Linked DNA regions of Homo sapiens: region 2 is linked to region 1. Evidence: read pairs that join two places in POLR2A ChIA-PET (ENCODE). Cell type or tissue: endothelial cell of umbilical vein. All regions are shown on one strand. Each heading gives the region's core, and the rest is flanking DNA. Links, peaks and the distances in the headings are about the cores only.

The links. Peaks named below come from ENCODE experiments on the same cell type or tissue, not always from the same donor. Only the 100,000 strongest peaks of a DNase experiment are listed, where the experiment ranks them.
Region 2: POLR2A ChIA-PET joins it to region 1 with 5 read pairs; 2 of 35 experiments call an interaction of 5 or more read pairs at or near these places.

What each region holds. Positions count from the first base shown.
Region 1 is chr7:16,658,240-16,665,212 of GRCh38, forward strand. The region is part of intron 1 of BZW2 (basic leucine zipper and W2 domains 2); the gene reads left to right. Among named protein-coding and RNA genes, the nearest start is that of BZW2, 16 kb to the left of the region's middle. RefSeq lists an enhancer at 1-96. In endothelial cell of umbilical vein, for the core only: no CTCF peak of the experiment used is centred there; a DNase peak (open chromatin) is centred at 2,912; H3K27ac peaks cover 405 bases.
Region 2 is chr7:16,531,065-16,538,037 of GRCh38, forward strand. LRRC72 (leucine rich repeat containing 72) reads left to right here. Exons shown (of 9, transcript NM_001195280.2): 2 at 1,431-1,504; 3 at 6,563-6,632. Among named protein-coding and RNA genes, the nearest start is that of LRRC72, 7.7 kb to the left of the region's middle. In endothelial cell of umbilical vein, for the core only: no CTCF peak of the experiment used is centred there; no DNase peak of the experiment used is centred there.

The sequences.
Region 1 (6,973 bases), core at 1,013-6,012:
AAAGGATTTTAGGAATTAATTTATACTTCTTAAAAGTTTTTGAAAATAGCTTCACTGAGATAAAGTAAGTGACATTGTGTAGTTGCCTTAATTTGTTTCTACATGGATATTTAAAATGTAATTTTTGTAATATTTTTATTTTTATTTAAAAGGAAATTTTAAAAACAAGCATTCAAGCATTTACAACTTAGGTCTTCTAATTAGTTTAAGGTGTAAAGTAGTTTTGGAAGTATTATAATAAAATGAAAACTTTCTCATGGTGCCTTTATGTTTTCTGAAAGGAGATTTGCATTAACAGCTCTAAGGGAAAAATAAGGTCAAATGCTCTTTTTTCTAATATAAAAATATTGCTGTCGGCCAGGCGCAGTGGCTTATGCCTGTAATCCCAGCACTTTGGGAGGCCGGGGTGGGCAGATCATGAGGTCAGGAGATTGAGATCAGCCTGTCCAACATAGTGAAACCCCGTCTGTACTAAAAATACAAAAATTAGCCGGGCATGGTGGCGTGCAACTGTAATCCCAGCTACTTGGGAGGCTGAGGCAGGAGAATCACTTGAACCCAGGAGGTGGAGGTTGTAGTGAGCCAAGATCGCACCACTGCACTCCAGCCTGGGCAACAGAGCAAGAATCCGTCTCAGAAAAATGTATATATATATATATATTTATATGTTGCTGTCATTTCCCTATTCCTTTCATTCTTATCCTGAATAATATAAAAGAATAAAAATAACTTAAAAAAAAAAAGCATTAAACAGGATCAGGTGAGGAATCCCAGCAATTTGGGAGGCTGAGGCAGGAGGACTGCTTGAGCTCAAGAGTTCGAGACCAGCCTGGGCAACATGGCGAAACTCTTAAAAACTAAAAAAAAACAATAAAAAAAGTATATTCTCCTCAAAAATGTATATATTTTCCAGTGAAGAACTTTAATGGTGGACTCTTTACTTGTGCCAACTATCTACCTTATAAAGAGTTATTAAAGCCCAAATAACTCGTGTCATGTTTTGAATTTTAATTTTTTTTCAATTATTATAAATACTACAACTTTCATAGTATTTGTTAGTAATTAAGCTTTTTGTACTGGCTGAGTGATTTTGAGTAGGCAGAGGCTGTTACAAAATCATGATAAGGATATTAAACAAGCTAATGTTATTTCAGGCAACAAATTGTATAGTGTTATTATAGGCATATAGTTAGTTTGTTGCTTAGAGTGTCAATAATTTAAACTTTTAGAACCAACTTAATTATTTTTTGTTTCTTTGGAGAGAATGATAATACAATGTTATCAACCCAAAAGATTCCTAGATTCCTTTATTTTCTGTAAAGGATTTTATGTTACTTGTTCTTTTAATTTTAGCATTAATGGAAAGGAAAATGTTGTATAGTTATGGGTAATTTTTAAAGTTTATTTTAATAGTAGATAATTTTACTCATTTAAAATATAGAATAAAAGGTAATTCTTGAAACTTGTTATTAAATACAAAGTACTTCATGAGAACACTGCAGTGAAGTGTCTCAATTTTATTGAGTTTTGTGTGTTGTTATTATATCTTTATGAAACGTTTTATACTTTGGGAATGATATTGTTGCCCTATAATTTTTGTTTTTATTTTTTTATTTTTTTTTTTATTATACTTTAAGTTCTAGGGTACATGTGCACAACGTGCAGGTTTGTTACATATGTATACAGGTGCCATGTTGGTGTGCTGCACCCATTAACTCGTCATTAACATTAGGTATATCTCCCAATGCTATCCCTTCCCCCTCCCCCACCCCACAACAGGCCCCTTCCTGTGTCCACGTGTTCTCATTGTTCAGTTCCCACCTATGAGTGAGAACATGCGGTGTTTGGTTTTTTGTCCTTCAGATAGTTTGCTGAGAATGATGGTTTCCAGCTTCATCCATGTCCCTACAAAGGACATGAACTCATCCTTTTTTATGTTGTTGCCCTATAATTTTTAGACTCCAAAGTCTTTTTTCCACCTTGGGCAACATGGGGAAACCCTGTCTCTATCAAAATATATAAAAAATTAGCCGGGCCTGGTAGTGTGCCTGTAGTCCTAGCTACTTGGGAGGATCTTTTGAGCCCACGTGGTCGGGGCTGCAGTGAGCAGATATCACACCCCTGCATTTTAGCCTGGGTGACAGAGCGAGACTCCATATTTAAAAAAAAAAAAAAAAAGGTCTTTTTTTCCTAAAGTCTTAAACAGTATTGACTGCACACAGAGTGTTACTTTGGAATGTGGTAATTTTTCTTTTTTCCTCACTCTAGCCACCTGGCTTTGAAATTTGTGCAGACTACTCTTCGAGCTACTTTATTTGAAAAATATTAATTAAAAATTTCTATTCTTTAGATGTATTTTTATCTTTGTATCAAATTTAAGTGTTTTGGGACATAAGAATTGCACAGCCTAACATAAGTAACCATTAGCCACACTGTTTAAATTTAGTTAATGGAAATAAAATAAAATTAAACATTTATTTGTCTAGTCACTAGCCGCATTTCAAGGGATCAGTAGTGGCTACTATATTAGATAGTGCTGATAGAGAACGTTTCCATCATCACAGACACTTCTATTGGATACAATGCGCTAGAATAGGAGTTCACAAAGGACCTCCTGGGGGTCCAATCTGGTCCACCACTTGTTGTGTTAATATGAAGTTTTACTGGAATACAGCCATGACCATTTGTCTGCATATTGTCCATGGCTGCTTTCACACTGTAACAGCAGAATTGAGTGGTTGGAACAGAAACCTTATATCCCTCAGAGAGAGTAAAATATTTTTCTTTTATTTCTTTACAAAAAATGTTGTGTTCCCTGCTTTAGAGTATATATGCTCATAAAGTTGTTTGAATAACATATGCATAGCACATGTTAGTAATATAGCATGTTACGTAAGGCAGGTTATCATAGTTCAAAGATGAGTCATACCAGAGCAGTCAAAAATAGAATCTAAGACCAAAGTGCTGGATAATTAGACAGGAGCAGTCATTCCCTTGTAGGGACAACTAGAAGGTAAGTCCTCTGGTAGATCAGTTTCTTTCCAAAATGGAGAGAACTAAAGAAGAGTCCCAGGTAAGACTGATCAGTCTACATCGAAGGTGCTAATCCACTTAAGGTGGGCTGGGTAACTGGAAGGATTAGTGCACAGTTGCTATGAGATGCATCTGTGCCAGTGTGGCTCATTGTCACACCTGGGCCCAGAGTCTCATTGCAAGTTAAGGGACCGAATTTGAAAAAGATGCTAGGACAGTTAGAAGATTAACAGACTGAGGTAGGTAACAGAAATAAATGTAATAGGTTAGACCTAAAAACCTTTCAATTTACACTTAAAATAGGAATTTATGCAAAAGTGTTCGATTCATTAATATAGTATCAAGTTTCTAAATATTTGATTGATTGGATCATTTTAGTATTCTTATCGCCTTCTTTTACCTTGTGGAGTATCCAAGAAATGTAGTCTCTTAGGTGACATGTGAAATACTTAAGTCCATTTTGTTTACCATTTCACATACAATTTTAATATTATTTTAAACCATGGAACTGTTCCATTTTGGTAGAATATGTGTGTATTTTGTGTGTGGCTTATAGTTTTTAAAACAGAAGCCAAATTGTCATGATGCATAGGTTGTACCACCATGGGGATTTGTCTCTGAGGATACTGTTAAACTTTTATTTTTTTAAACTTAAGTATTTTTAGTTATTAGATTTGAAAATACATTGTAGGGCAGTGTACTAACAGCCTTTGACATTGGCCTAATAGAACTGTCTTTGTTATCTTCCTAGGTTGAAGCGAGCAGTTTCTTATTCAAAGTGTCCTTGCTTCTCTTAGGCCAGGGCTTTTATAAGGGCTTAGTGAGTACCTTATAAAGGCTGACCCTTACTGGAGCAGATTATAGTGTAGCATGAAGAGCTAAATTTAGAGGGAAGTGGGGCCTCTGCTCCAAATAGTAACAGCTAAAGGATAGACACTCTTGGAGAGCAGAATATCTTTATTTAGTCTGTCACCACCAGTGGGTGAGTTTTTGTTTGTTTGTGTTAATTTTGGGTGTTATACCAAAGTCTTTGCATACATTTTTATGTTTACATGTTATCATGTGTTTCTCCACATGGAATGTATCGAGGGTATGAAAAGTAAGCCCACATACCTGGGTTATAAAGAAACAAACTTTTATGCTTAGAAAGGAAGTAAGTATAAAAGCTAAACATTTGAAAATAGAGTAATTCTTTCATATGCTGTGTTTGGTGGTACTTCTCCATTAACAGAAAAAAGAAAAACAAGGTGCAAAGAGTTAATTAGGGAATTCCATGAGTTTGTGTTCTAAACCCCAAAACAAAACTTTTAGGAAGGACTCACACTTTAGAATTTTTGAAATTACAAATTAAAAACCATTTTTAGCCTGGCACAGTGGTGTGCGCCTGTAATCCTAGTTACTCAAGAGGCTGAGATGAGAGAATTGCTTGAGTCCAGGAGTTTGAAGTCACCCTGGTCAACATAGTAACACCCTCATCTCTAAGGAGGTAGAGAGAGAGAAAAAAGGAAGGAAGGAAGGAGAGAGAAAGAAAAAGAAAGGACGGAAAGAAAGAAGAAAAACATCTTTGGCAGAGAAGTCTGCTGGAGAGATTTCTGTCCAGTTGAGCTACATTCTTTTTGCATCTTGGTACAAGACCCAACACCCAAATTCTTGACACATATTTTTCTTTGCTAACACAAATATATTTTGTATAATATTTGTGTTTGGGAGATATGGAGACAATAATATGTATATCATCATCACTTTTGCAACAATAAAGTATTGGCTGATTCAGAGTGAATCTGTTTATAATGCCAGCAGGAAAGTTTCTGAATGAAACTTTTGCAGTGAATATAAATGATGCATTAGAAGCTCTATTTTCAACATCCATCAAATGAAATGGGAATTCATTGATTAAGTTTATAGCATTTGTAATGATTTCGATATGTTGCTGTTGCCCCCATACACATAAGCAATCAATTACTTTATTCTTACACTGGTCTGTGTTTCTACTGTTTGAACTATTACATTGTGTTGCAAATGTTTGAATTTTATCCTTCCTAGTGAGTTTCTCGAGGGCATGGATTCTGGCTTAATAACCTTTGTATCCCCAAGCGTGATGTATTAAGTTCATTTTACTTTATAGGGTTGGCAAAAATTATTTCTCAAGCCATGTAATTACTTTTTTTGTTTTATGTGACTTTTGATTAGTTTCTCTTCTAAAATAATGATTAACTTGACGTTTTCAATAATAAACAGATTTTTTATTATGTGAAGCTACAAGTTTCTCTTTTATGTGTAAGAAGGAAAATTTGGTACATAAATAATTTTTTCATGTTCTTAAGGATTTTTTAAAAAAAACTTTTGGGAGTAATTAAATTACTTGAATAATGTAAATTTTTTATTGTTTGATGGTATAAGTAATTAAGGAAATCTAGACATTTCCAAGTGAATATCTAAAAGCTTTGGAAGGTAATTAAATAATTTGCTTGAATAATGCATGTTATATTGAATGTTTGGACTTCATAATTGAAGCAATCTAGACATATTTTCAGTTTATAATATTTAAGTCAGCAAGCATATTCTCAGTTTTTAAGAAGTCTTGTGGAGCAGGCCTTACATTTTTTCAAAGATAATATATTGCAATTTTTAAATTGTGTATTAAATCCAGTAAAATAGTATAAAGTACTCAAATCCCTGTCCATTAAGGTAAACCAAAAAGATAAAAAATCTATTAACAGTTTCTTGTAGCCTTCTTAAATTGTTATTGCATAGAAAACCATATATTCTATACACCCTCCTTTTAACCAAGTACTTTACATTCTTTTATTCAGCTTGCTTTTTTCCACTATCAATATCCCTTGAGCATCTTTCCATAACAGTCCAGCAACTTATTTGAAAAGTATTTATTATATGTTTATACTTTGCTCAATATAAAAGATACAGAATGGAGGAGCTAAAGGAGCTCTATGGAATAAAAACCTACAAGGTTCCTGTCCTAGTGGAGGTTACACTCATGGAGGGTATAGACCCCAGACAAAGAGATAATAATAAAATGGCAGGCACTGCTAAAGAAAAACAAAGCCAAGTAAGGAGAGCTAGTGACAACAGGCCACTTTGGTGGAGATGGTCAGAGAAGACCTCCATTTTCAGGGAGGCATTTGAATGATTGCAAGGAGATAGCCATGTGGACAGCTGGGGACGATCTTTCCTGAAAGAGAGGCAGGAACAGAGCCTCAGAAGCCAGACCTTATCTGGCCTATTGGAAGAACAACAAAGAGATCAATGTGACTGGAACTCAATGAGCGATGAGACGAGATGTGTATTGAACATACATATACCGTCAGAAAGGTAGCCAGGATCAGAAATGTGGTACAGTTAGATCTAATTCTTGCTTTCATAAAGCTTCGTGGTGTTCCACTTGGTGCCTAAATTATAACTTATTTGAGGACATTTCATGTTCCATTTTTTATGTATACAACAATGCTGCAACTAAATCCTTTTACATATACAAGTATATTTGCATTCTTGTGTGAATATAGCTACAGGATAAATTCCTGGTAGAGTACTGCTGGACCAAGGTTATGCCCATGTAAATGTTTATAGTAAATACTCACCAAAATTTTCCTCAAAGTATTTCATGGAGTTTAACCTTTACATCAAAGTTGGTGTCTGTGGTTGTTTTTCCTATGTCCTTTGCCAACACTGAGTATTAGTAAACTTTAAAATTTTTGCTAGTCCAAGTTAAAATTAGATCTCATTTTTAAAAGTGTATTTATGCCGGGCGCCGTGGCTCACGCCTGTAATCCCAACAGTTTGTGAGGCCAAGGTGGGTGGATCACAAGGTCTGGAGTTCAAGACCTGGCCACCATGGTGAAACCCCGTCTCTACTAAAAATACAAAAATTAGCTGGGCGTGGTGGCTCACGCTTGTAGTCCCAGCTACTCAGGAGGCTGAGGCA
Region 2 (6,973 bases), core at 935-5,934, 130 kb before region 1:
TGTAGTCCCAGCTACTTGGGAGGCAGGAGAATTGCTTGAACCTGGGAGGCAGAGGTTGCAGTGAGCTGAAATCACACCACTGTACTCCAGCCTGGGCAACAGAGCAAAACTCTCTCAAAAAAAAAAAAAAGAAAAACAAAAACAAACAAAAAAAACAAAACCCAGATGACAATGTCTAAGCCTGATCCAATGGGTTTTTCCAAGCCCCAGGTCGGCTTGTGTAACTGGATAACAAAGCACCCTGATGGCAATGCCTAAACCTGAGCCTATGAATGCTCCAAGCCCCTAGATTCAGCTTGCTTATTAACAAGGCATCAAGGGAAGTTCAGGACTATACATTTGCAGCTGCTCTCCATCACTAGCGTACCTATCTTCCTCATTTCTTTAAATATGTTCATTGCACTAAATATAACTCCTGTTAAAGTCCTCTACCAAATAGCAAAACCACTGTCAAAATTTCATATATCACCCAGAAAGATTTATAAGTCATTATAACCTCACCATTCATAACAAATCCCAGCTAAAATTCGGTGATTGTTTTGACTCTGATAATTACAATGTTTGTCAGATTCCAGGATTGCAAAGATTATACTTTTCACTTTTGTCATGTCTTGTGAGCTCTACTTTCTCATGGAAAATTACAGACAGACTTTACTTTTTTCATATTATTTTAGGTCATGTGGCCTATTAACATTATTTTATAATTTAGCAAAGGACTTTAAGAAAAAAAAGTAAAGCATTTAAATAGCTGTTGCTAAAGTTTTATTTTTAAAACAGAGCTATGGGAATAAAAGCTGCTTCTCCACCAAAAATTCTCACAGCATGAGTATGTTAGCAACTCATGAGAAACGAAGTCACTGCTGCTTGCCAAGCAAGGGAAAATGTATTTATTCATTTGTTCAGAGAAAAATGACATGTATTCATTCATTTCACATTTTCTGAGAATTTACTGGGTGCCAAGCATAATGTGATAGGCACAAAAAAGAATGTCCTATAATAACATACATTTTATCCTACTCTCTCCACCTCCAACCCTGATACTGCATGAATTCTCTATAGGAAACCTATGAAATACTAATTCTTCATGTTCAAAGAATCATTTAAAAATAGTTCTTTAAAGACCAAATTACCTTGCCTCATACAGAATAAAAAAAACTTGCTTTTGGTGTATACGTACACATACATATTTTTTTCTCTCTGATTAAAAATTATTTAAACATCTGTGCCCAGGATTAAGGATAATGAAATTCAACCACAAAAATGAGTAAATAATATATAATTGTAGCCTTGGAATTTATCAGTTTAGAATGGTTACCTCCATATTCACCTTTCTTTTGATCTTCTTGTAGACGTTATTGTTACTGACTGCAAGTGCCTCAGCACTTTTGTTCATTGGAATGTAGTTTGACAGATTAATTATATGTTATCAGGCAGTTGAAGATCAGCTAAAGATATGTGGCCACAGGAGGGATGCTGATGTCTTTGAGCTGTTCCTTTCTAAAAAGTAAGTGTACTTAACATAAAAAATGAAAGAGTATCATGTTATCATGATCATGTTAAAATGTTTCACAGATTCAAATGTTATTTTCCATTTTTCCCCCTCAAGGACTGGGTAGGACTCCAATTATTTTACCACTTCCTGGAATCCACAGTTTTCTATTGGAGAGACAAGATACTGAAATTGATTAAAAAAAAAAAAATTATGGAGACAGGCTGTTTGAATCCCAGCTCTGTCTCTTCCAGCTGGGTGATCTTGGGTATGTCATATAACCTCACTATTAGGATTGTCAGATTTAACAAATAAGTATATAGGACATCCAGTTGAATTTGAATTTCATAGAAACAACGAATATAATTTTAGTTAGTATAAATATGTCCCACATAGTAGTTGGAAAATTCACTGTTTCCGTGAAATTCAAATGTAGCCCGATATCCTGTATTTTATCTGGCAACGCTATTCCCTGGGCATAATTATACTACCTCATTCTCAGGGTTGTTGTGAAGCTTAGGTGAGTTAGTAAAAGTTAGTCAAAGTTACTGGTACACAGCAAGCACTCAATGAGTATTAGTATGGTTAACATTATTACTATTATTAGGAATCATTATACCACATACTATGATAATGAACTCCATTATACTACAACCTCTACCAATCCCCATACCAGTTTTACTGGTAAGTAGAAAAATCCCTCTCTTATATCAACAGACCACTTTGATTCCACTCGAACTCCCCAAGGTGGCAGACAACAAATTGGGTTTTTCTATAGAGTAGAATGAGATAGAACCCAGGTATGAGAGGAAAAGGGAGTTATAAATAAGATTAGACTCTGATACCACAGTTCTCACTGGCCGATAAATGACACTGAAGTTTGCATTTTAAGCACAATGACCCTATTCCTACATTTTGTCCCCCTTACTTTGTGCTTTTTAATGCCTCTGAATTCTGTGTATTATTTTTAAATAGGCTTGACGTATTTTTGCTCATATGTAATCTTTGGAACTCAGCTTCTTGTAAAGAAAATGCCTTAGTTTATCAACAAATTTAATCACTTATTTCTAGTGATTTGGGGAAATCCTTTATTATTAAACATATTTATTTTATTATAAATAAATATGTTTATCAGTACAGAGAAAAGTGTTTACCTTTGTAATGGCTCTGAATCTCTTGGTAGTAAAGGAATAAATTGATAACCAGTTTGAAATGTTTAAAAATATATTTTTTAGTATGGAACAGGTATGGTAGAGCATTCTGACACATTTAAGGTCATGCTTTGAGCCTCTCGATATAGGTCAGTTAGTTTTAAAATAACAGTAAATATTTCATGTGGTCAAAAGATTGCATCTTTCATGATTTTGACAATTGTATACTATTGATCACTACAGTAAGTAGATAATAAGAGTAGCTTTAAAATACTAGAAATCTGAGATATTGATCACCTGACAGTAGATAATTAATCGACTCCTTGTGAGAAGGATAACACCTTTTACATTTTAAGGACACTAAGTTACCATTTCATCCAGCTGTGGACAAAAACTATTTCCCAGTCCAGATGCCAATACACTGGTATACTGAGTTATTTACCAAGTTTCTCTTGACTCTGGGAAATGGAAAGCATCTTATCGATGTGTTCTTGAGTGATCATGGAGAACATACATTGTAACAAGATGTTGATAATTATTGTCAGCATGAGTCATAGCCATCATTAGTAGAATTACCTCTCATTATCCTTTGACTGGCCTCACCTTATAATGTAACAGCCCATTATTGATTTAGGACAGGTTTATGTGCAGAATAAACCCTTCTGACGTGAAAGAGTTAAAGTACCCTTGAAAAGTGAATTTATATGATATCAGATGTGGGCTCGTAAAAGTTTTTTAAAAATTAAATTTTAAAAAAGAAAAATGAAAATGAATTTATTACATTACCTAATCAATGAAAATTCAACATTGATATTACTGCTACAAGAAAAAATTAATGACAGTAACTTGACACAGTTAATACTTTAAAGTTTTAGTGTATTAAAACAACTTTCGCGCCACTGCACTCCAGCCTGGGTGACAGAGCGAGACTCAGTCTCAAAAAATAAAATAAAATAATAAAATAAAATGAAATAACTTTTATGGGAAATCCTCTGAGTGGGGCATGAGATACTCTGATGTAGCCATGTAATGATTTCTTTATTATTTATCATAGGAACAGATGAAGTTAATGTACTCTCACTATCGCCCCATGTAATAGTTAGGGTGCCCCAAGGTCCAAGTACTCTTTCCCTGAAATAAGCTACATATATACAGTGAGAGAGGAGAATGAATTATTATTTGTGCAAATTTCCTACTAAAAATTGCTTTGAGGCCAGACGTGGTGGCTTACGCCTATAATCCCAACACGTTGAGAGGCTGAGACAGGTGGATCACCTGAGCCCAGGAGTTTGAGACCAGCCTGGGCAACATATGAAACCCTGTCTCTACAAAAAATTAGCTAGGTGTGGTGGCATGCACCTGTGGTCCCAGCTACTTAGGAGGCTGAGGTGGGAGGATCGCATGAACCTAGGAGGTGGAGGTTGCAGTGAGCCGAGATGGAGCCACTGTACTCCAGCCTGGGCAACAGAGCCAAACCCTTTCTAAAAAAGAAAAAAAAAGTTGTTTTGGAAGAGTCTGAAATACTTAGTTGTGCCAGGGAAGTGCTCAAAAACTAATGGTACATATCAAAGAGACACACAATTCTGCTTGAAATGTCTTTTATAAGGGAGAATTTGATAATTGTTTTAAGTGATAAAGGATTAAGTAAAAAACTCTTGAAAATTCAGGGAAGGTGGGGAGGAGAATGAATGAGATAGAAGAGGAGGGAACAGATGTTCATTACAGAAGAATAGCAGCTAATAAATGTTAAAAGAATAAGAACATTAGGAAAATCATTTTTTATAATCCCAAATCTATTGGCTCAGGTAAGGATCATCAATTGAAGCTAAAGCTATTGAGTAAAGAGTTGTCAGGGAGCAAGATACACACATGATCTCAGATATTTGCCTCATGTATGACTTTCCAATTATAAAATTTGTACTTTTACAGTGGCAAGAACTGGCAGATACCCTCTTAACCAAATGACTGAATTTAGCTTCATCAAGAGTGGGGCAGACTGACGTCATTTGGATCCTTATGTGATTCAGTAATTACCACCCATGTAATTGAGAAGTAGACGTGATCTTCCTTGCATTTGATCAATAGGAAACAATCCAAAAAATCAATAATGTGAGACATTCTACCAGACAATTATCCTGGACTCTCCAAAAAGCTAATGTTTTCTGGTTTTTTTGTTTGTTTGTTTGAGATGGAGTTTTGCTCTTGTCACCCAGGCTGGAGTGCCATGGCACGATCTCGGCTCACTGCAACCTCTGTCTCCTGGGTTCAAGTGATTCTCCTGCCTCAGTCTCCTAAGTAGCTGGGATTACAGGCATGTGCCACCACACCCAGCTAATTTTTGTATTTTTAGTAGAGACGGGGTTTCACCATGTTGGCTAGGCTGGTCTCAAACTCCTGACCTTAGGTGATCCATCCACCTCAGCCTCCCAAAGTGCTGGGATTACAGGCATGAGCCACCATGCCCAGCCCAAAAAAACTAATGTTAAGGGAGAAAAAGGAAAGAAGATGATTACCTTTAAAAAGACTCAAAGGTTATACCACCCCAAAATGCAATGCATGAATGTTAATGGGATACAGGATTTAAACAAACCAAAAAAAATGTAGGAACAACAGGGAAAAATTTGAACATGAATGGCATATTAGATTACATTACTGAATTCAATTTCATCTTCTTAGGTGTGAGGATGGTATGGTGGTTGCACAGGACAATGCCCTGATATAGGAGATACACATGCTGAACTCCTTAAGCTAAGACACCTGCAATAAGCCTGCAACTTTATTTTCAAATGATTCACCGAGAAAATTATCAACCAATAAATATATAAATTAGATAGATAGTATGAGCATGTGACAATATGTTAAAAATTACGATGGTTATACAAGTGGTCATTGTACTATTCCTTCTTTTCTCAGGTTTGACATTTTTCAATATAAAAAGTTGGCAAAAAAAAGGTTTATTTTGTTTAGAAATGGTTGCATGCTTTCAAAAAATGTATGTTTTTATAAAAATTAGAAAAATATTAGTCCTTCAGTGTCCCAAGGTTAAAAATAATTGTGATAAAATTTTGCCATAAATGAATTAATATCTGTAATAATAATAAATATTGATATTTTTATGCTTTGAAAAGTACCTGGCACACAATACGTGATCTATAAGCATTTGATAAATAAACAGATACGTACATGTATACTTACTTGGGTTCCACAATTTCTGCCCTGAGAAATAAGAGATCCAACTACTCCAGGCCACATCAATCAAATGGACCAACTATCCTCAGACAGTGCCCTCTCCCAAACCCACATCTGCCCCTTTGATGAGTGAGCTGCCTTAGCAACAAGAACCAAGACCACTTGGATAGGTGGAATCTCACACAGTTCAAGAGAAGTGGGTAATATTTTAATCCTATAATTAATAAATAAAGGGAGAATAAAGCACTTCACACAGTGTCTGTCTCTTGGTGTCCTGCAATTTCCATCTGAGTCCAGTCTGGCCAAATACTTCAAGGTTATTGCCCCACACTAATAACCCCACAGACAATATTGAAGCAGGACCCAGCTACATTTCCCACATTTACTTGAAAGTACAGTATCAGCTTCACTTTTTTCCTTTGTCCTCTCCCCAGTAAAACTTGTTTTGAATTAAGGTTCCAATAAATTCAGCCATAATGAGGTGTAAATTTTTGCTAATGTGATAAAGTGCTCCCTTTCAAGTATCAGCTTCAACTAGCTGACAAAATCTTAATCCAAGTGAATGAAGTTATAATGATGGAATTTCTGAAATAAGCAGGTGAGTGTGCCAATAATTTTGAAAGGACAAAGAGAGGCCTTTCTAGTTACTACGAAGCCATACTAACTACATGCCCAGACTTACCTATGTGTGAACTAATTGTTGCTAATGTTCACATTTTTTTTTTCTTTCCAGGGAACTGACAGAGGTCATTGATCTTTCTAGGTTTAAAAAATTAAAATACTTATGGCTTCATCATAACAAGGTAGTGTTTTATTTTATCTTTCAATTACTAAAATTAAACTACTATCTTAATTTTGTATTCCTAATAGAGCTAATCTTTAAAAGTATTAAAATTTTTGCTTAAAATTTAAATTGAGCTAAGAAACCCATATAAAACATATATATCTGGTACATATATATATATTTGGTATACATACACATATACACACATGAGATACATTGAATAAGGGCAATCTGTGAGGTGCTATCAAATTGCAATTTTACTTTTGTCTCCCACGTCCTATCAAATCCACTTAGTGGAAGCTATTCCTACTTGGGCTCCTGAAAGAAAACCTGGGCAGCCCCATAACCTTTTTCATCTCT